Regions from separate parts of the Homo sapiens genome. Here region 2 is linked to region 1. The links are chromatin loops, found by intact Hi-C in ENCODE. Cell type or tissue: dorsolateral prefrontal cortex. All regions are shown on one strand. Each heading gives the region's core, and the rest is flanking DNA. Links, peaks and the distances in the headings are about the cores only. Region 1 overlaps ASTN2 (astrotactin 2). Region 2 overlaps ASTN2 (astrotactin 2).

What was found. Peaks named below come from ENCODE experiments on the same cell type or tissue, not always from the same donor. Only the 100,000 strongest peaks of a DNase experiment are listed, where the experiment ranks them.
Region 2: a loop joins it to region 1, with 8 times the contacts of the local background. A loop is called at or near these places in 14 of 110 quality-filtered maps.

The regions. Positions count from the first base shown.
Region 1 is chr9:117,067,811-117,079,389 of GRCh38, reverse strand. The region is part of intron 5 of ASTN2 (astrotactin 2); the gene reads left to right. Among named protein-coding and RNA genes, the nearest start is that of SNORA70C, 110 kb to the left of the region's middle. RefSeq lists enhancers at 7,068-7,660, 7,661-8,253. In dorsolateral prefrontal cortex, for the core only: CTCF peaks have their summits at 5,462 and 5,661 (motif pointing left); a DNase peak (open chromatin) is centred at 5,649.
Region 2 is chr9:117,398,881-117,410,459 of GRCh38, reverse strand. The region is part of intron 1 of ASTN2 (astrotactin 2); the gene reads left to right. Among named protein-coding and RNA genes, the nearest start is that of ASTN2, 10 kb to the left of the region's middle. In dorsolateral prefrontal cortex, for the core only: a CTCF peak has its summit at 2,614; a DNase peak (open chromatin) is centred at 6,739; H3K4me3 peaks cover 1,735 bases; H3K27ac peaks cover 6,331 bases.

The sequences.
Region 1 (11,579 bases), core at 2,175-10,174:
TCGGTCGGTCTGCCTGTCTCTCTCTCACTCTCTCTCGACAGGGTCTCATTCTGTCACTCAGGTTGGAGTGCAGTGGTGCCATCGCAGCTCACACCAGACTTGACCTCCCAGCCTCAGGCAATCCTCCTTCCCCAGCCCCCCAAGAAGCTAGGACCACAGTCACGCACCACCACACGTGGCTAATTTTTTAATTATTTGTAGAGGCAGGATCTTACTATGTTGCCCAGGCTGGTCTCAAACTCCTGGACTCAAGTGAACCTCCTGCCATGGCCTCTCAATGTACTGGGATTACAGGTGTGATTCACTGCACCCGACCATCTTTTTAAAAGCTCTTCAGGAGCAACCATAGTTGATGGCCGGGTGCAGTGGCTCAAGCCTGTAATCTCAGCACTTTGGGAGGCCGAGGCAGGCAGATCGCCTGAGGTCAGGAGTTCAAGACCAGCCTGCCCAATATGGTGAAACCCCCTCTCTACTAAAAATACAAAAATTAGCAGGGCATGGTGGCCCATACCTGTAATCCCAGCTACTTGGGAGGCCGAGGCAGGAGAATCACTTGAACCTGGGAGGTGGAGGTTGCAGTGAGCCAAAGTCGTGCCACTGCACTACAGACTGAGGAGCAGAGTGAGACTCCATCTCAAAAAATAAAAATAAAAATAAAATAAAAAGCTCTCCAGGAACAGCCATAGTTGAGAATCATTGCCTTAAGGAACCAAGGCATAGATGGTTAAGACTAGTGGTCTCTGCCCTCCAGCCATTTTCAAGCTATAGAGGGTATAATAAATAATAGAGAATATCAGATCAATTAAATTCTGTGGCCTCGGTTCTTCTCTGGTTAAATAAACTACAATTCTGTAATGTCTTTCCTGATTCTCCAATTCGGTGCTTCTAATAACATGGTATTTTTGTTTTTATTTTTTAACCAAAGTAAGATAATGCAGTGTGAGTCATATGTCCATGGCTGAGGTGCTTTGGAGTAATGGCTTTGGGATACAAAAGACCATAAATCAAGGATGGCTCTTCAATGGATAAAAATATAGAGACAGATGCCTGACGAAATAATGGTGGAAAACTGGAAACAGGGAGAAAACATAATGGGCACTCAAAAAATAACAACTTATTTTTTAAAATTTTCTTCCTCTTTTTGGACCTCAGTTTCCTAATATATAAAGTGGAATGTTGTGTTACATGACTTATAAAGGCTATTCTAGCTCTGATGCTCTACAGGATATTTTTAGCTGGATACAAGAAGACTTGGGTGTGGTGAGAAACAATATTATTTCTATATACAAGTCTAAGGGAGGAGCTCACCTGGGAAGGAGGGTGCGCATTGACTCTTTACAGAAGTCAAGAAGGCAGGGCTGTGCTAACATAGGCTGGGACTTGAAGGGTGCATATTACAGGTCAGCATAAGCAAGACAATTCTGAGTGTCAGAGTTCTTGTCTGCTTCCACAGTGAGTTCCCCATCATTAGATGAATGCAAGCAAAATTTGAACAATAACCTGTGGAGGATGTTCTGAAAGAAATCCAAACATTGGATGAAGGGCCAGGGTTTTTTTTCCTTTAAGGTCCTTAGCAGCCTCAAGAATATCATGACATTGTTTTTAGGGATACTGTTTTTGTTTTGTTGTTGTTGTTGTTATTTAGACAGAGTCTTGCTCTGTCACCCAGGCTGGAGTGCAGTGGCACTATCTTAGCTCACTGCAGCCTCCATCTGCCAGGTTCAAGCGATTCTCTTGCCTCAGCCTCCCAAGTAGCTGGAATTACAGGTGCTTGCCACCATGGCTTCCTAATTTTTGTATTTTAAGTAGAGATGGGCTTTCACCATGTTGCCCAGGCTGGTCTTGAACTCCTGGGCTTAAGTGATTTACCCGCCTCAGCCTCCCAAAGTGCTGGGATTACAAGCATGAGCTACCGCACCCGGCCAGCTCCTTACTTACTTTATAGCTTACTTACCTTATAGCTTACTTACTTTATAGCTCCTCATTTAACTCTTACAACAACCCAGAGAAGTAGAGATTGTGAACATCCCCACCTCACCTCACAGATAAGAACCCTAAAATATGGAAAGTTTAAATCACTTGCTCAGAACTTCACCCAGATAGGAGACAGAACAAGGACAGGAGCTCCATTGAGTCTCGCGCCAAAACTCCTCTCTGTGCTAATGCAGTTGGCCTTCCATCTCTGTTTCTCCACCTGATGGCAGAGCCCAAGCCTGGTTCATATTGATTGTGTCTGTCCCTTGTTTCCTCCCAACCTCTGTCTCTCTCCCCTGCCTGCTCTCCCACATGTATTTATGCTGGGCTGCCTGGTAACAAACGGCTCGTTACCATGCAGAGGGCAACAGCCGGGCGATTAGTGAAATTTGTTACCCATGCGTCTCTGAACAAAATTAAATTAAAAGTGCTGCTTCACTGTCAAGATAAGGGCCAAGCTGCTGAGATAATTTTTCACTCTCAAACACTCAATTACCCAGTAAGGCTGGATCAGATACAATCAAAGGGGAAAAAAGAAGAAAAAGAAAGGAAAAAAATATAGAGGCAGGACCTCCAGGAACAGATGTAAGAGTTGTTATCTCTTTATGGCCAGGGATGTTAAAGAGGCTGTTGTCATGGTGATGGGGCTGGACCACATGAGGCAGGTAGGTAGGTGTGGTCTGTGACTACATCCTGTATTAAAGGAGATGCTCTCTCCCTCCACCCCCGCTGCCCCTGCCTTAGACAAGTTGGTGTCATTTTCACCTGAATTATTGTAACAGCCTCCTAACTGGTCTCCTTCACCCCACTCTTGTCCTCTTCATCCCAACTTCCAAAAGTGACCTTTCTACCACACACGTCTGAAAACATCACTTTTTTGTTGAAACCTTCTGATGGTTTCTCCTTGTCATTATAATAAAGTTCAAATCACTTAGCCAGTGTCATCTCAACTCTCTGCCCCTCAAACTTTCAATGAGATGAATCCCTCCCTTCTTCTATCCCCCCCTCTTTTTCTCCTTCCTTCTTTCCTTCCTTTATTCGACAGAAATTATTTTGAAGACCTACAGTGTGCCAGGCATTCTGCTCCATCTTATTCTAATCACGCAGTCCCCTCTGTCTGGGATAATCTTCTCTTGCCTTTTCACCCTCAACAGTGACATCTTGTTCTTTAAAAATCAGTTCAGCTATTCCCCACTCCAGCGTGCTTACCAGGTGTCCACGAAGCTCAGCAGGTGCCCTTCCTTTATGCCAGCATGGAATTCACTACTACCCCCAATCACAGCTCTCTCTCATATTCTCTGTAACTGCCCATCTCATTGTCTGTTCCAACCAGACTGTGAAGCCTGCAAGGGCAGAGACTACTTCACTCAGCTCTGTATCCCCAGGGCCTATGGAGCAGGCTTTCAGTATGATTCTTGTGATCTGAAATGACCCTGGAGTTAAATGGTGGGATGCCTGCTGAAGGTCTCTTCAGGAGACTGGAGGAACCTCTCTTCTTAATACAGGTAATTTACCTGTGCTGTCTCATTTAGCCCTTACAATATGAGATCTTGTCCTGACTTGATGGATGAGAAAACTGAGGCACAGAGAGGAAAAGCAACTTGACTGAGTCACAGTTTTAGTAAACAGCATGGAAAAGAGAATTAAGCTTGTGTCTAACTCCAAAGCCTGAAAGCTTTTAAGTTGTAATTTTTACCTCAAATTATATAGAAGGTCAGTGGCAAAGATGGAGCTAAATATTAGGCTCTCTGACTTCTGGTCACAAAGTCACACTAGAAAAGGGTGTACTCCAGGGTTTCCTGTGTGAAAGGTAGTCTGAATTCCCATTCTCCCTGTAGTGTCTGGACCAGAAAACAAGGGAGACCATGAAATTGCCAAAAAGACAATCAGCCTGCCCCCTCCTCCTCCTCCCCCTCCCCCTTCCCCTCCATCTGCCCACCACTGCCAGACTCTAGTCGATGGGTCCTTGGTTCAGGATTCATGAGCCTTCTTGGTGTGTCTCTTTCTTTCCATCTGAGAGGGCTTGACTCTTCCCTCTCTCAGCTAATTAAAAACCCCAGCCTGGGCCGCCAGCCTTGGATCACAGGCTGCTGGGCAGAGGCGCTGACGCTGTGCTGATAAATCACTCCCTGGGGCTAGGGGAGGCTGGAGCATTTGTCAGAGGGGCTGGGCTCATCCTGGACTCCTTTGGGAGATTTGGGGACTGCTACAAATGGACCATGTCCACCCCTTCTTGCCCCAGAAGGGGCTCCATTAAAAATAGGAGGGCAGGGATCGCCCAAGGATGTTGGGGCAGGAGTGGCCCTAGAGTCATCTTCTGAAAACATTTGTTAGATTGTGTTATTCCCTTAGATACCTTTGGTGTCTCCCTCTTGGCCTACATGATAAATTCTCAACTTCTTAGCCTGACAGTGGGTGAGGTGTAGTATAGCATTTAAAAGCATTGCCTCTGGAAATTTACAGACCTCGGTGTAGATCATGACTTCGCTGCTTACTCACCTTGGATATGTTATTTAACCCCTCTGTGTCTCATGGTCTTCACTTAGGAAATGGAAATAAAAACTACATGTTGATAAAATAGACATTCCTATGCATATACATAAATATACACATGCATGCATATACATATGTATGTGTATTTACATAATATATAGATAGATACGTAGATAGTTAGGATTGAAAGAGGTATTGTATACACAGCCCTTAGTATAGTTCTTGGCACCCTGCACCATCAAAGCAGCTGCTACTGTGGTCCCTGTAGCTGCAGCCACTTCCACCCCAACGATTGCCACTTCTGCTGTTCTGACAGCGCATCCTGCCTGCTGTTAATATTAGCCAAATCCACCTCTCTAGCCTTTACTTCCATTCCATCTTCTGCTCACACTTCCACAAACACACCCTGCACATCTTCGCCTGCTAGTATATGCTGGGCTGTTCCATCAGCCTAGAGTATCATGTTGACTCAGCTCTGTCTAATAAAACCTAAATGTCCCAGCAGGTCTGGTTGGGAAAAATGTTACCACCTTTCTGAAGCTTTCCCTGATCCCTCAGACCAAATGTCACTGTGGTGGCATGTTACCTATATCTCTTTTGTCATCAAACCCTCGTTCCTTTCTTAAAATTGTGGTTAGTCTTGCACGTCTCTATTCCTCCTCCTCCTCCTCCTCTAGAGAACGGGCAACATGGGGCAGTGACTTGCTCAGACCTGCATTGCTAGTGCTCGGAATCATGTTTGACATAGAAAATATGCAATAAATGTTGGCAATTAGAATAAGAATCCCAGATAACCCCATTCCTGTACTATTAAGGTCTTTTTTTTTTTCCTCAATAGAACAGAACGCTGTCTTGCTCATTCATCCTTCTATTCCCGGCAGGTGAGGGCCGGGGATAATAATGGCCATCGCCTGGGCTTGTGTGAATCAAGTGAACTGCTGCCCTTCAGTGATGAGTGACTCCCCCAGACCACAGAGCTAACCAGTTCCATAGACTCGAGTCCATTTTCTCTGACTTTCATTTTATTCTTTCATCCACTAGGGCAGGCTTTGTTCCATTCTCAGCCTCACCTGGTGAAGTCTAGAAGGATCTCTCCAGTTTGGTATCACTTTTGCCTTCTCTGCTTTGCTGAGGTGTTTGTAACAGAGAAATTCCACCGCCTGCTCCCCCAGGCCCATTGCTGGAGTTACCCAAGAGCACCCCCCAGTGGTTGTCGACATAATTTGTCACTCCTGAGAGAAGGAGTGGTTTGTCCCTTCATTCATTCATCAGTCATGCATTGAGTGTAACAGTATATTTTTCACCCTGCAGTAATTGCTGGAGATACAAGATGAATCCAACCTAATTCCTGGCCCTAGGAAATCTACAGTCTGTTGGGAGAAAAATGGTAACATTAAAACAGAGATTAGCCGTCCATTGTGATAAATAATATAATGGGAGTTTGTGGGCTGTTGTGGGATCCAGAAGAGGGTCTCACAACCCTGCCTGGACTGGAGGGTGGACAGTAGGAAGAGGGGATGGGAAGATTCCCTGAAATAGATGATATTGCAAAGGATTAGGTGGAATGAACCAAGCAATATCCAGGAGTGGAGTGGAGAAGCAGGACAGTCCCTGCAGAAGACACCCCTAGAGGCAGGAAGCTGAGCGGAATGAGTTGTGGGGGAGGTCAGCCAGGCCTGGTCATAGGAAGCCTGGGGACTCATTAAGAGGCCAGGACCTCATGCATACCAGCAAGGGGGGTGCATTAGATATTTTCATCGGAGAGCGACTAACCAGTTATCTAACCCTGCATTTTTATTTCGGCAGTCTTTCTCTTTCATTTTGTTTGAATTTGTGCTGCACTATATCATCTTTGACTTTCTCTGTTTTTTACAGATTCTCTGCCCCTGTCTTTTTGTTCTCCATCCCTCCTTTTCTCTTTTGTAGATATCTTCTTGATCTCTCTTCATCTCTATTCCTTCTTCGTCTTGTTTTTCCTCTTTGAAGTCTTAACTCTTTTGCCTTACCTGCAAATCACTCTTTGTCCATACCTCCATGTTTTCTTTTATGTTTGGATACCTAACCCTTTGTATGCTACAGAGCACTGAATTAGAAGTCAAAGGTTTTAGTTCTGCCATTACTTTGCTGACACTTGTTAGAGGAGCCACTTAAATTCTATATACCTTAGTTTCACCCACTGCTAAAAAAATAAATAAATAAATAAAGTTGGACTTTGTGTCATGATATTTCACAACTCCAGGAGCCACCATTCCACTCCTTGGATTCCAATTCATAGATCCATGAGATCAGGGCCCCTGGAACTATGCTACAAAGGGCCCTGACTTAGATGAGTTCTAAACATCTGTTCAAATTGACGATTCCATTGTCTTTCTCCTTCCTCTATCCTTGATTCATTCTTCTTTTCATCTCTTCCTCTCCCCATGTATCCTCTCTCAATTTCTTCTCAGCTCTAACTAGTGCCAGACTGCAAGATGTTCGCATCCAAAACACTTGCAAATTGACAGAGTGATTTGTAATTGAAAGATGATGGTTTGGGCAGAAGGCATTTGTTTTCATACTCTCAGCATTACGATCCACAGTGTCTCAAACCAGCTGAGACTAGAGAAGTCTGTATTAGATATGAATTTAGAGGCCTCCCAAGGAGCTGGAATACCAAACAAGATAAATTCAAGGATGTGTGCTATTCCAAAGAGGCTTCATTCTTGGAAACGATAGAATAATTTATTACTCAGCAAACGGACTAGGGGGTATCTTGTAGGAGGCCCCATAATTCTGCATAATGTAGTGTTTAAGAGCATGGACTTGAAGTGTATGAATTTCAAGTCCTGCAATGTGACTTACTACCTGTGCAATTGGATTCAATGTCTTAATCTGTAAAATGGGAGTGGGGGAGGAGCCAAGATGGCCGAATAGGAACAGCTCCGGTCTCAGCTCCCAGCGTGACTGACTCAGAAGACGGGTGATTTCTGCATTTCCATCTGAGGTACCGGGTTCATCTCACTAGGGAGTGCCAGACAGTGGGCGCAGGCCAGTGGGTGCGCGCACGGTGCGCGAGCCGAAGCAGGGCTAGGCATTGCCTCACCTGGGAAGCGCAAGGGGTCAGGGAGTTCCCTTTCCGAGTCAAAGAAAGGGGTGACGGACGCACCTGGAAAATCGGGTCACTCCCACCCGAGTATTGCGCTTTTCAGACCGGCTTAAGAAACGGCGCACCATGAGACTATATCCCACACCTGGCTCAGAGGGTCCTACGCCCACGGAATCTCGCTGATTGCTAGCACAGCAGTCTGAGATCAAACTGCAAGGCGGCAGCGAGGCTGGGGGAGGGGCGCCCGCCATTGCCCAGGCTTGCTTAGGTAAACAAAGCAGCTGGGAAGCTCGAACTGGGTGGAGCCCACCACAGCTCAAGGAGGCCTGCCTGCCTCTGTAGGCTCCACCTCTGGGGGCAGGGCACAGACAAACAAAAAGACAGCAGTAACCTCTGCAGACTTAAATGTCCCTGTCTGACAGCTTTGAAGGGAGCAGTGGTTCTCCCAGCACGCAGCTGGAGATCTGAGAACCCGCAGACTGCCTCTTCAAGTGGGTCCCTGACCCCTGACCCCCGAGCAGCCTAACTGGGAGGCACCCCCCAGCAGGGGCACACTGACACCTCACACGGCAGGGTATTCCAACAGACCTGCAGCTGAGGGTCCTGTCTATTAGAAGGAAAACTAACAAACAGAAAGGACATCCACACCAAAAACCCATCTGTACATCACCATCATCAAACACCAAAAGTAGATAAAACCACAAAGATGGGGAAAAAAACAGAACAGAAAAACTGGAAGCTCTAAAAATCAGAGCGCCTCTCCTCCTCCAAAGGAACGCAGCTCCTCACCAGCAACAGAACAAAGCTGGATGGAGAATGACTTTGACGAGCTGAGAGAAGAAGGCTTCAGATGATCAAATTACTCTGAGCTACGGGAGGACATTCAAACCAAAGGCAAAGAAGTTGAAAACTTTGAAAAAAATTTAGAAGAATGTATAACTAGAATAACCAATACAGAGAAGTGCTTAAAGGAGCTGATGGAGCTGAAAACCAAGGCTCGAGAGCTACGTGAAGAATGCAGAAGCCTCAGGAGCCGATGCGATCAACTGGAAGAAAGGGTGTCAGCAATGGAAGATGAAATGAATGAAATGAAGTGAGAAGGGAAGTTTAGAGAAAAAAGAATAAAAAGAAATGAGCAAAGCCTCCAAGAAATATGGGACTATGTGAAAAGACCAAATCTACGTCTCATTGGTGTACCTGAAAGTGATGGGGAGAATGGAACCAAGTTGGAAAACACTCTGCAGGATATTATCCAGGAGAACTTCCCCAATCTAGCAAGGCAGGCCATCGTTCAGATTCAGGAAATACAGAGAACGCCACAAAGATACTCCTCGAGAAGAGCAACTCCAAGACACATAATTGTCAGATTCACCAAAGTTGAAATGAAGGAAAAAATGTTAAGGGCAGCCAGAGAGAAAGGTCGGGTTACCCTCAAAGGGAAGCCCATCAGACTAACAGCGGATCTCTCGGCAGAAACCCTACAAGCCAGAAGAGAGTGGGGGCCAATATTCAACATTCTTAAAGAAAAGAATTTTCAACCCAGAATTTCATATCCAGCCAAGCTAAGCTTCATAAGTGAAGGAGAAATAAAATACTTTACAGACAAGCAAATGCTGAGAGATTTTGTCACCACCAGACCTGCCCTAAAAGAGCTCCTGAAGGAAGCACTAAACACGGAAAGGAACAACCGGTACCAGCCGCTGCAAAATCATGCCAAAATGTAAAGACCATCGAGACTAGGAAGAAACTGCATCAACTAACGAGCAAAATCACCAGCTAACATCATAATGACAGGATCAAACTCACACATAACAATATTAACTTTAAGTGTAAATGGACTAAATTCTCCAATTAAAAGACACAGACTGGCAAATTGGATAAAGAGTCAAGACCCATCAGTGTGCTGTATTCAGGAAACCCATCTCACATGCAGAGACACACATAGGCTCAAAATAAAAGGATGGAGGAAGATCTACCAAGCAAATGGAAAACAAAAAAAGGCAGGGGTTGCAATCCTAGTCTCTGATAAAACAGACTTTAAACCAACAAAGATCAAAAGAGACAAAGAAGGCCATTACATAATGGTAAAGGGATCAATTCAACAAGAAGAGCTAACTATCCTAAATATATATGCACCCAATACAGGAGCACCCAGATTCATAAAGCAAGTCCTGAGTGACCTACAAAGAGACTTAGACTCCCACACAATAATAATGGGAGACTTTAACACCCCACTGTCAACATTAGACAGATCAACGAGACAGAAAGTCAACAAGGATACCCAGGAATTGAACTCATCTCTGCACCAAGCGGACCTAATAGACATCTACAGAACTCTCCACCCCAAATCAACAGAATATACATTTTTTTCAGCACCACACCACACCTATTCCAAAATTGATCACATACTTGGAAGTAAAGCTCTCCTCAGCAAATGTAAAAGAACAGAAATTATAACAAACTATCTCTCAGACCACAGGGCAATCAAACTAGAACTCAGGATTAAGAATCTCACTCAAAGCCGCTCAACTACATGGAAACTGAACAACCTGCTCCTGAGTGACTACTGGGTACATAACGAAATGAAGGCAGAAATAAAGATGTTCTTTGAAACCAACGAGAACAAAGACACAACATACCAGAATCTCTGGGACGCATTCAAAGCAGTGTGTAGAGGGAAATTTATAGCACTAAATGCCCACAAGAGAAAGCAGGAAAGATCCAAAATTGACACCCTAACATCACAATTAAAAGAACTAGAAAAGCAAGAGCAAACACATTCAAAAGCTAGCAGAAGGCAAGAAATAACTAAAATCAGAGCAGAACTCAAGGAAATAGAGACACAAAAAACCCTTCAAAAAATCAATGAATCCAGGAGCTGGTTTTTTGAAAGGATCAACAAAATTGATAGACCGCTAGCAAGACTAATAAAGAAAAAAAGAGAGAAGAATCAAATAGACACAATAAGAAATGATAAAGGGGATATCACCACCGATCCCACAGAAATACAAACTACCATCAGAGAATACTACAAACACCTGTACGCAAATAAACTAGAAAATCTAGAAGAAATGGATAAATTCCTCGACACATACACTCTCCCAAGACTAAACCAGGAAGAAGTTGAATCTCTGAATAGACCAATAACAGGAGCTGAAATTGTGGCAATAATCAATACTTTACCAACCAAAAAGAGTCCAGGACCAGATGGATTCACAGCCGAATTCTACCAGAGGTACAAGGAGGAACTGGTACCATTCCTTCTGAAACTATTCCAATCAATAGAAAAAGAGGGAATCCTCCCTAACGCATTTTATGAGGCCAGCATCATTCTGATACCAAAGCCAGGCAGAGGCACAACCAAAAAAGAGAATTTTCGACCAATATCCTTGATGAACATTGATGCAAAAATCCTCAATAAAATACTGGCAAACCGAATCCAGCAGCACATCAAAAAGCTTATCCACCATGATCAAGTGGGCTTCATCCCTGGGATGCAAGGCTGGTTCAATATATGCAAATCAATAAATGTAATCCAGCATATAAACAGAGCCAAAGACAAAAACCACATGATTATCTCAATAGATGCAGAAAAAGCCTTTGACAAAATTCAACAACCCTTCATGCGAAAAACTCTCAATAAATTAGGTATTGATGGGACGTATTTCAAAATAATAAGAGCTATCTATGACAAACCCACAGCCAATATCATACTGAATGGGCAAAAACTGGAAGCATTCCCTTTGAAAACTGGCACAAGACAGGGATGCCCTCTCTCACCACTCCTATTCAACATAGTGTTGGAAGTTCTGGCCAGGGCAATTAGGCAGGAGAAGGAAATAAAGGGTCTTCAATTAGGAAAAGAGGAAGTCAAATTGTCCCTGTTTGCAGACGACATGATTGTATATCTAGAAAACCCCACTGTCTCAGCCCAAAATCTCCTTAAGCTGATAAGCAACTTCAGCAAAGTCTCAGCATACAAAATCAATGTACAAAAATCACAAGCATTCTTATACACCAACAACAG
Region 2 (11,579 bases), core at 1,923-9,922, 330 kb before region 1:
CCATGACTCTGATAGCTCCTCTTGCTTTGTACTGTCTGTTTTCCTTTACTGGTAACATGAGGGTGGTGGGAAGGACTGATAGAAAAGAAAGAATTTGAGCAGGAACAACTGCCAGCCCAGGGCTTCTAAGGTGAACCTGTATGTCATTCAGTCCTCACTTACCTCCAGGCAGCCCCCGGGGTCTGCTTGTGGATTTAGCTTTCATGCCCACAGGTAGGGAAATGTCATCCTTCTTGCTGTGCTTGATAGTGGTCAGGCAAGACTGTTTACTACCTGCTTTGATTCAGCAAAAGCAGGAAAAAGCAATAAAATTGAATAAGCACTCATTGTCAACATTTTTTAGTAATTTGCTTTGCCATATCAACCTGACAGGAGAGGCGTGTGATCTGTATTTGGGGGAGGGAGTGTGAAGAAAGAAAAGCTATTCATTAGTCTGTGTTAAGTACACCTGCATGCGTAGAGCTGGCGGGGTCCCAAAGGACCATCCCAAAGGCTGCTTTATGCAAGAAGCTGATGGCCTGGAAGAAGGAGGAAGATACGGTTTGAAATGCCAACTTGTTCAGGTCAGCAAATGTTCCTTGAAGGAGTGAGGTGCCAGGAACCTGGCCAGAAGAATGGTTGGGAGAAGGGAGTTTAGCCACAGAGGGCTGGAGAAGCTTCCTTTAAATGTCAACAATGAGCTGAGTGTGGTGGCTACTTGGGAGGCTGAAGCAGGAGGATCACTTATGCCCAGGAGTTTGAGGCTTCAGTGAGCTGTGCCCATACCACAGCACTCCAGCCTGTGTGGCAGGGGGAGACCCTGTCCCTAAAGAAAAGTCTACACAAATTAAGAGTATGTTTTCTGTTGGAGAAGGGGAGGGTGTCTGATTCTAACGAATGTCTTGAAAGATCTGAGAGGATAGAGCTGAGCCCTACAGGAGGCTGTGTCCCCTGGAGCTGTCCAACAACCCAGTATGCTGACCCCTAACGGTAATACAATCCACCTTGTAGGTATTCAAGCACAGACTGGACCTCCGTTTGGCAGACATTCGAAGAATGGACCCACTTCCTTGCAGACCGTTGTATACCCTTATTGCTTTCTGGTTTGGTTCTAAAGGTGGACAATGAGTGCTTACTCAATTTTGCTTTTACCTCCTTTTGCTGAATCAAAGCAGATGGTAATTTTTTTGGAGGGAGGAAAAAATCCTTATAAATAGTCATGAGCTGTGTCTTCTCTAGGGGTTTCTGACCACAGAATGTTCATTAGCATCAATTCCACTTTTTTTTCTTATGTGTGAGAGAAAGATTCTGGGATGGAGAAGCAAGAAAATTTGATTTCTTGAGAGAAAGATAGGATTAAAACAATGTATGTTATTTCTTCATTTGGTCACCAAGTCCTTTACTGCTAATTGAGATATTTGGTTAGCAGTCAAACTTCAAGTTCCCATCTTGGTGTGATGGTCTAGGTTTCTGGGACATTATAAACAAGGGTCTTGGGGGAGGTGGTGTTTAGTGGCCTCTGATCTAATTCTTCTACTCTTTTCCACTCACTTCCCTCACTCCATACCCTACCCCACTTCTTTCCATCTCAAAGCCGATGAAATTTATTTAATGCTCAGGGCAGAGTGAAATACGTTGTCTTCCTTCAGAAAGTACTATGTTATTGAGACAGTGTAGGGCAGAGAGAGGGGAGAGCTCATTTCAACCATTAGCAAGGCTTAGATTTGGTCAAGGTGGACCAGATTTGCTGTTTCTTGGGGGGTCAGTGATACCAACCTAGGCAGATCTGCAAGCTTTGGCATGACCCATGGCTTGATCATTTTCCTGAACTGGGACCTCAGTCTGCAAAATTACTCTGTGATTTTAATTTGTAGCAGGTGCAGCAGGAGGATTGACTAGGCCTTTGGCTGGCAAGGCCTCCTGCTTCTCACCTCCTTGCTTTGTTATACACTAAGCCTTGTTTGCCATAGGCCATTGTGAATATGTGTGATGTGGGGAGAGGAGGATAGACTGACAGCGACCTCTTGAATGAAGTCTGGAAAACTGTCACCACAACCGTCGACTTTGATGGGCTCCCAGCATCACAGACTCACAAGGCATTGAATTCAACCCCTCTATTTTATATGGTAACACTGAGGCCTAGATAAGGGAAGAAACCTACCCTACAGTCCAAATTTAAGCCCAATTGTCTTGAAGCCCACACTGCCTCTTTCTATCACATTGCTGGGCCTCTCACAGAAGGCATTGGGTTTAAACATATCACAGATTCTACAAGTTAGTTCAGCATCATAAAGGGGGACACTCTTTCCTCTCCCCCTGCCAAAAAAAAAAAATCTACAAGGAAAAATCTCCTTAGGGAAATTGAATTGGTTTTCCTGCCTGAGTATCCAACTGATTGGCTCCAATCTATCCTAAGCACCTGGGCTGATGGGTTTTGTTCTGGGGCAGAAGGAAGCCTCACTGCCTCTCACCCTAGCTGCCTTTGGGGGTGGGTGGAGGAAATCTGCTCTTTTCAGGAAAGGAAAAAAAGAGTCGGGTTTAACCTTGGGGTGGAGCAGCATTAGAGGAGGCTTCCTTTCCAGAGCTGATACTCTCCCACGTTCTCATACTGACCAGCTAGTGGCAACAAAAGATTAACTATAGTGAGAGAGAGAGAGCTGGTTTTTCTTTCCTTGCAATGGAGCAGACAGCCTCTCTGCCCCCAGAAAGAGGCAGGCAGCAATGCTCAATGAGAGTTGTTCTATTTTCTAGCACTTGTTCTCTCCTTTCACTGGCTTTTCTCTACTGACTATAGCTCTTTTGGACAATAGCCCCCCAAAAGAACTCCCTTTTGAATGGAAAAGGAGTGGGTGATGACTACACAATGCAAGATTCAAAACTGAAATATGTGTAGCTTTCTTACTAGCATACTGGAATATGTAAGCATCCAAGTCTGTGAGTTGAAATTTGACAAGCATGTTGTAGGTTACAAACTATGAAGGGAAACTACTTCTTCATCCCCAGCACTGCAGTCACTGTCAAGGTCAGGCCTCAACACTTCTCTCTACTACAATTACAACAGTCAACGCACTGATCTGTCTACCTCTAGTCTTATCCCCTCTAATCCATCCTCCGTACTTGCAGACAAAGTGATTTTATTAAAAGCCCAAATCTGATAATGGCCATCCTCTTGTAAAGCACTTCACTGCTTCCCCATTGTTCTGAAGGTGTTGAATTTCCCTCTCCCTATTGTAGTAGTACAAGGTCCCTGATCACACTCTGCCAGATTGTCCTTTACTAAGAACCCTTCCTTCTTATTTGGCACCTCTACCTCACCATCCCCTGGGGAAATTCCTTCTTGCTTTTCAAGACCGAATTCAGGTGTCAACTTATTTTTGAAGCCTTTTCTGACCCCTCTGCACCAGAGTTGAACACTCTGAGCCTTGGTGCCCACTATCAATAAAGACTGCTATAATCATAGCCAGGCCCTTTGAATCACTGAGCACCAGTGATGTGAGAGTCACTGTTCTATGTGCCTAGGATACATCAGAGAACAAAAGACAAAGATCTCTGCATTCAGAGAGCTTTTATCCCTCTGTGTTGTGTGTGTGTGTGTGTGTGTGTGTGTGTGTGTGTGTGTGTGTTAGGGGACAATGACAACAGACATAATAAGTAAATAAGTTATGTAGTATGTGAGAAGATGAAAAATTCTATGGAAAAGGGAAAAAACTAAGGGAAAAGAGAATCGAGAGTTCTGAGATAAGGAGACGGGTTTTAATATTAAATAGGATAGAATGAGAAGAGCTTATTGAGAATGTGAGATTGGAACAAAGGCTAAAAGAAGGGGAAGGAGTTAGCCAAGCAGCATCTAGGAAAAGCACATTCCAGGCGGAGAACAGCTCCTAGCTAGATAATCCTAGCTGATTATCTAGCTTAGGAGCACACCTGGACCTTTCAAGGGACAGCATGAAGGTCGGTGTGGCTGGAATGCAGTGAACAAGTGGTGGTGGAGGAGGGGGGTGGCAGGACAAGACGTCAGAGAAGAAAAGAACAGTCATGTAGGGCTGTACAGACTACTGTCAGGATTTGGGCTTTGACTCTGAGTGAAATCAAGAGCTCTGTAGAATTTTAAGCAAAACAGTGCCAAGGTCTGACTTATGTTTCAAAAGAATTCCCTACGCTGCTCTGTACAGGACCAACGATGGGTGCAGGAAAGCCTGAAGGAGTCTCTACTGATGAAAAGTAATGGTGGCTTGGAGCAGAGTGAGACCAGAATTTACGCTGTGTGTTTCCTCATGTGTCTCACGCTGTTTGCCTATGTACCCTGTGAGCAGCTAATGTACCTCCTTCATCTCTGGGGCTGTGGTGACTCACCCTTTACTTGGCACATTGTAGGTGTACAGGAGATCTTAGAGAACTAGAACTCTGTGTTTGCTAAGTGTCATCCCAGAATCCACAGTAGACAAAACTTGAGATGGGCTGAATTTGCACTACCCTGTTAAGAGTGAGCCTAAACACTATCCATCCCACAGAGCCTTCCCTCTTCTAAGCACCCATAGCCATTGCTGCTACCTTCTCCTGTCTCCTGATTATTTTGGGGTGATTGCAGGATGGCTAATGAGAACAATGTGATTAGAGGAAAGATCATTGTGTTTGGAGAAGACTCTGTCTTGAGCAGCTTGGAAACCAGGTAAATGATTAGAAACTTTGCATTGTAGCAAACGAAGAGACAATACAAGTTTCAGGGAAATGATACACCATGGTTCCAGGATTATCAAATATCAGAAATGGAAAAATTTAGGACATTATCTAACTGAAACACTTCTATATAAAGATGGGGAAATCAAGGTCACCAAGCCTGTGGTAAAGCAGATGCCAGATCCCAGATCTACTGACCCCTATGTGTTTTCCTTCCATCTTAGGGAAGGGCAGCTGGGAAACTGGGGACAGGAGGAGTTGGAATTCCAGAGTTGTAATGTAACTGGACTTTATCATCCTACATAGGATAGGCTATGAAAACCGTGACCATTTTATGTAACATGTACTATGTCCCAGGTGCCATGATGGTACATTTGTTATCTATTCTTTCTACAGTGCTGAAGGACAGATGTAGCTCATCCCATGTTATAGGGTGAGTTCTGAGGCTCAGAGGAGTGAAGGAACCTACCCAAGATCACACAGCTATTATACAGCTAAGCTCAGTCCAAATCCAGGTCTGCCTGGTTCCATAGTCTATGTTCTGTCTGCCTTGCATGCTGCATAGAACAAGAGATGCTCTCAACTTTTCATCTCTAGACTTTTTTACTTCTTATGTCATCCTCTTCTCATGACCAAGAAGCTGCAGGCGTTTCTTATATAGGAACTTCAGGTGTGACAGCCTCACAGGCCCAAGGGACTGAGCACCTTGTTCTGTGCTGCCAGGAGCTGACTTAGCAGCTCCCCAGGCCCCTTTGCTTGCTCCTTGCTGCTTTGCCAAGACAGCATCTAGGCCTTGTCTCATACTCTCCAGATGCCTCTTGTTACTCCTGGACCCACTTGACAAGCAAACTCCTATGTTTCTGTGCCTTCTTGGTTTCCTCTCTCCTTCCCTCCCTCTATTCTTTCCACCTTCCCTCCTTTCTTCCCCATCCCCTTTCCTTCTTTTTTTTCCCCCTTTTCTTCCTTCCTCCCAACTCTTAGAGAGTTGTCACCTCATGCTCTGCCAAGTGTTTACTAGGGGATCAGTGATCTTGTCCTCTGAGAAATTTGTATAAGCTCTATGTCCTTTTTTGGGAAATGATCAGGGTGTCTGGAGTCTGAGATGTAGCCGCTATCTGGCTAGGTGAACTTGCTTCTCACTCCTGCTCAACCTTGTCAAATTTTTCCACTCAGTACTCCTTAGCATCATTGTGCAGTTTTCGTGTTTCCTCCTTGAATGTGGGATCTATATTATACATACATACACACACATACGTAATATATTATAATGCTATATAAATCCAAATATATAGTGTATCCTTCTAGATTATTAGAATGAGGTAAAATGATGCCTTTGAGATCCAACCCAACTCCTTCATCTATGTAGCGAAGACAAATACATTTTCCAAGGTCCTGCAGCTAATCCACAGCACAACCAAGTCTCTAGCTCAGGTCCTCTGATGGTGGCAGTGTGCTAGAGTGAGACTTTTGCTAGGTCTGAGGACCAAAAGCCCTGGGATCAAATCCCAGATGTGCTAATTCCTAGCTTTAGATTTATGTATGCCACTTCTCTGAGCCTCTGCTTACCCATCAATAACATGAAGAAAACATAATAGTCACTTAATTTTGGAGAGCCCTCCATAACCACATTTTAGTCAGCACTGGGCACTGTGCTAACTTTTTACTTACACTAAGCTGTGTGATCCTTATGGAGATAGTGTGTGCAAAGCACCTAGCGCAGCATCTGGCACACAGCTTGGGCTCTGTGCCTCTTCGCCACCTGGAATCCTTTTTTTGGAAGGAGGTGGAGGTATGAATCAATAATGAATGTAAATTTCCTTTCCCCTCCCCCTCTTTCCACTCCCTCATGCTCCTCTTATGCCTCCTCTCTCCACCTCCCCTCCTCCCCAGCAAGGCAAAAAAGGATGAAATTGACCATTGATGTCTGCTCATTCTCTTGGAGCTGGGGGAAGCTGGGGGAAGCAGGGAATTCCGGGGTTGTTTGAGGACAGTTGGGACAGAAGAGCTCTTAGAGACTGAGTCTAAGGCAGGTGGGTGTTGTGGGAGCAGGCGGGGCAGAATCCTCTCCCTTCTGGTGGTGGCTGGCTGACAAAGCCTTGCTCTCATGCACCCAGGGAAGTCACGAGTGGCTTTGCAAGCAGCCGAAAAGGGAAGGAACATTTCCATTAGCAGAATCAGCAGTAAAGAGATTTCCAGTCACAGTAATAGCTGCATTTGGGGGAATCATTTCAGTGGTGGCTGAGGGCGGAGGAGGGAAGGGGGTGGGGCATCGGGGGAAGGCACAGGAAGACGTCTGGTCTACTTGCACAGAGCTGGGAGATAGCACCAAATTAGAGCCAGGTGCCAGACAGGGTGACTATTCAGGAGCAGGACTGGTCCTTTGACAAACATTCTGGATTCCCTATTGTCCTCCAAATGGACAGAGCTCCATTCTAGAGGGTCCCCATGGGAGGCTGCACACTTATTCAATGCTTCCTTTCCTCTGATTATCTGAATTACTCTTTTCAAGACTTTTACAGCCAGCAGCAACTTGTTTGGCTCCCAGGATTTGTAGGTGGAAGAGTTCCCAGATTATTTAACCCAGGCTTTCCTCAAGTTAGCTGATCATCAGAATCACGGTAGACCTCAGGCTCTCAAGGCCAGACCTGCTGAGGCTCCTGGGGAGAGGCCTGGGAATCTGAACTTCAGCAAGTGTATTGACACCCTGGCCTTTACCTAGAAAACCTCTGTGAAGTGAAGCCCTGTTAGAAGCTCTTCAGCCTCATCCTCCAATGTTCCTTTCCTCCCTCGAGGCTCTAGCCTCATTAATTACTTGCAAATGTCTGAGGGTAACATGCTTATTCTCTTCTCTCTGTTTAGATTGTTTTTGTATTCCTCGTTCACCTGGCCAGCTCCTAGACTTAGCTCTAGCATCTGCTCTAAGGGGTGTCATCTCTAAGGAGCCTTCTCTTTCTCCTCTTGGGCTTAGGTTTTCTTTTCCTGGAGACCTATATACCCTCCATCACACCACCACCACCACCCCACCCCACTCCATGTAGGGTTGCTCTGTTTAGCAAATAAAAATACATGATGCCAACTTAAATTTAAATTTCAGATAAATAATGAATACTTGTTTAGTATAAGTATGTTCCATGCAGTATTTTGGACATACTTATACTAAAAATGTCTCGCTGACTATCTGAAATTCAAAGTGAACTGAGCGTCCTTTATTTTATTCAGAAGCCCGTAGGAAACCTGTGTTTCTCTCCTTCTTGTCTGGGATCACACTATTGATGTGTGATTTGCCCCCTAAACCTGCTCTACCCACATCTTCCCATCTCAGGAAATCAAACTATTAGCCTAGTTTTTCAAGCTAAGCAGTCATTCTTCATCGTTTTCCTTGCCTCTCATCCTTTCAGTCAGCTAACCCTGATGGTTTTGCTTCTTAAATGATTTTCAGGCAGGGTGCAGTGGCTCACGCCTGTAATCCCAGCTCTTTGGAGGCGGAGGCAGGCAGATCACTTTAGGTCAGGAGTTTGAGACCAGCCTGGCCAACATGGTGAAACCCCATCTCTACTAAAAACACAAAAATTATCCAGGTGTGGTGGCAGGTGCCTGTAATCCCAGCTACAGAGGAGGCCGGGGCAGGAGAATCTCTTGAACCTGGGAGGTGGAGATTGCAGTGAGCTGAAATCGTGCCACTGCACTCCAGCCTGGGTGACAGAACAAGACTCTGTCTCAAAAAAACAACAACAGGAAAAGATTTTCAGAATTAACTTTTCATAGTTTCCACTGGCATCACCTTCATCCAAGCTGCCATCCTTTCCCATATCAGCCTCCTAACCGGTCTTCCTGCTGCCTCTCCCTTCTCTGTCCTTTCTTTATGCCATACTATATATAGCCCATGGGCCAAATCTAAACAATTGCTTGTTTGTTTGTTTGTTTGTTCAGCTCATAAGACTATTAACTTTTTAAAAATAGTTGACAAAAAGTCAAGAGAAGAATAATATTTGTTGACATGTGACAATCATATGAAATTCAGATGTCAGTACCTATAAATAAAAATGTACTGGAACACAGCCACACTCCTTTGTTTATGTGTTGCCTGTGGCTGCTTATGGTCTATAATGACAAAGTCAAGCAGTGGCAATAGAGAGTGTCTAGCCTGCAAAGCTTAAAATATTTATTAACTGGCCCTTTACAGAAAACGTTTGCCAACCTCTGCTCTACACAGTAGCCAGAGTGATGTCTTCCAAAAAATAAATTATATTTTGCCACTCCCCTGTTTACGACCTGCAATTGTTTCTCATTGTTTTTAGGATAAAATCCTCATTCTTTTTCAGTGTCTGCAAAATCCTAAATAATTTGCCTTTTTCTCTGAGTTGCCTTCTACCATTTCCTCCCTTGCTCACAAAACTCAAATATTACCTCCTCCAAGTAGTCTTCCCGGACCAAAGTAGCACCCTTATACACCACACTCTCAGCTATCTCAATTATTTTTAAAAGCCTTTACCTGACAGGTATTTGGAGGCAGGGAGTGTGTCTTGTTCATCATTTTGCTCCCTCAGCTACGTAGCTGAGGAACATCACATAGTAGGTTCTGAGTAGATATTTCCTGACAAAATGGGCAGAAATCAGGGTGATAGTTTGTGAACACCACTTCTGATGGATCACTACCTCATCAGGTTGTTCTGTTTTTTATTAGGAGGAGGATTCCAGGAGCTAAAGTTTATAAAGTATGTTCAGCAGTACCCGGCACTTAGTACATGCTACCTATGTGCTCGTTAAATAAACAAAAGTAAATAAGCCTGTACCTTAATCCCTAATACCAGCCCCCTCCCTACCTCTTTTGCAGCTGGAGAGAGCTTAGGATCACTCGAAGCAAGTCATGTGGTTAAAGATCTCATGGAACCCAGAGGCAGTGTAATATGGTGGAGAGGACTAGAACTAGGAATCGTGGGTTTTGGTCCCAGTTCTGCTGGGTGTCTGTGGTCAAGTCTCTTCCTCTTTTCAGGCTTTCCCTCATCTCTAATGTGATGAGATTAAACTAAGTGATCCTAGGAGCCCAGGAGGGAGAGAAGGGTTCCCTCTGGGAACTTCTGAGGCTGGAGTTACAGTTAAAGCTTTCTCCTTTCCTTCTCTATCCTTTCTGGGGCCTCTGAAGATCAAACACTCAGCTCTGAACCCAGGTGCGACTAGAGTTTTCAAGCCCAGTCTTGCACTAATTTATCAGGGAATCTTCTTCAATTACTTTCTCTCTAGCCTTCCCCAGGGAGGGGGACTGCCCAAAGTAACCAATTACTGGTCTGCCAATGGCAGGGTTCCTACTGTCCCTCCCTCCCCTCTTTTCTCTCTCTCTTTTATTGTCCTGACCTCTTTAATCCATCTCTCCAAACCACAGAAGCCTCTAGGGAATCGCCCCCACTCACTTGCCTCCCTGCTTCCAGGAGGGAACAGACGTTCTGTCCTCCCCACAAAAGGACAGCAGGTGGAAAGACTGATGGCTGAGAAAGGGCAGCTACAGAGCTAGGAAAACCAAACAGGTTTTTCAAGTCTGGTAAGTACACAACTGTGTTGAATTTGGAGGTAGTGCCTGGAGTCTAGTCCTGTTTCTGCCATTGATTTGTTGTGTGACCTTAAATAAATGGCAGTCCTTTTTTGACCTCAGGGAAGATTAATATTGTAAGAGCCAAGTCTCTTTCAGGAAAGCAGGGGAAGATTGGGCTGCATAGGCTACTCCAAGAGAGAGGAGAAATCATCCAGTCTGGTTTGCTGCAGAATCCCATGTGCCTACAGATGTGTCCATCATATAGTAGATACTCAATAAATATTTGTTGAATGAATAAATGAATAATCAGTGGAAATTATGTTTGGCCATACTGCCACTGTCCACTTCTGTATTCATGACAGACATTGCTAATCAATCATTTAATGATAGCCTGAGATTCTTTCTCAATGCAATGCCTCATCAATCACTTCCAGTCAATTGGGATTAGCATAGGGGATGAATTTTATTCCCATTTCCTAATCTAAACCAATTCAACCCGAAAACCTTGGCATCTCTGCCTGGTGTTAAGACCTTTTAGTAATTCTTCAGTGGTCCTTCCATCCCAGACCCTGTGCTGGATCTCTAGTGGTATAGAAAAGCAGGGTGCTCATAGACCCTTATTGCATAAGGTCAGTAGTAATGGGATTAGCTGTATTTATTTTAAAAAGGAAACTTTGTATCACTGTCATGAATGAAACACCAAAATAACTTTCAGTAAATGGAAGATAGCCTGCAAAAGTAAGTATGTCTCTATCGAAGTTAAAACACTCATGTGCCGTCTAAATTCATCTCTGGTTCAATACTTGGAAAATGTTGATCGACCCAAGCACAGAGACGAAGATAGTCCTCTAAAATTCAAATTTTGCTCACTTAAATGTCAGATTATCTTTAATATTATATATTTTAAAAATATCTTTTCTGCCTCATAACTACCATCTTTTAAGATCCAGCGTGAATATTCCCTCACTCCTTCTAAGATGACTTTCCTGGCTCCCCCCAAAACAGTTATTTCCCAAGCATTTCGTATATTCAGTGCAGTCAGTATTTTCATAGAAATATTGTTGATTGCATGTCGGCCTTTCTTGTTAGTATGTAAGCTTTCTAAGTTAAACATCATTTCTCTTTAATATCTGTAACTCCAGCAGAGAGTACACGTGTGTTTATTGTATTTCCAACCTCAATTTTACATTTTGGGTCAGGCGCGGTGGCTCACGCCTGTAATCCCAGCACTTTGGGAGGCCGAGGTGGGCAGATCACAAGGTGTTCAGGAGATCAAGACCATCCTGGCCAATGTGGTGAAACCCCATCTCTACTAAAAATACAAAAAATTAGCTGGATGTGGCAGCGCATGTCTGTAGTCCCAGCTACTCGGGAGGCTGAGGTAGGAGAATTGCTT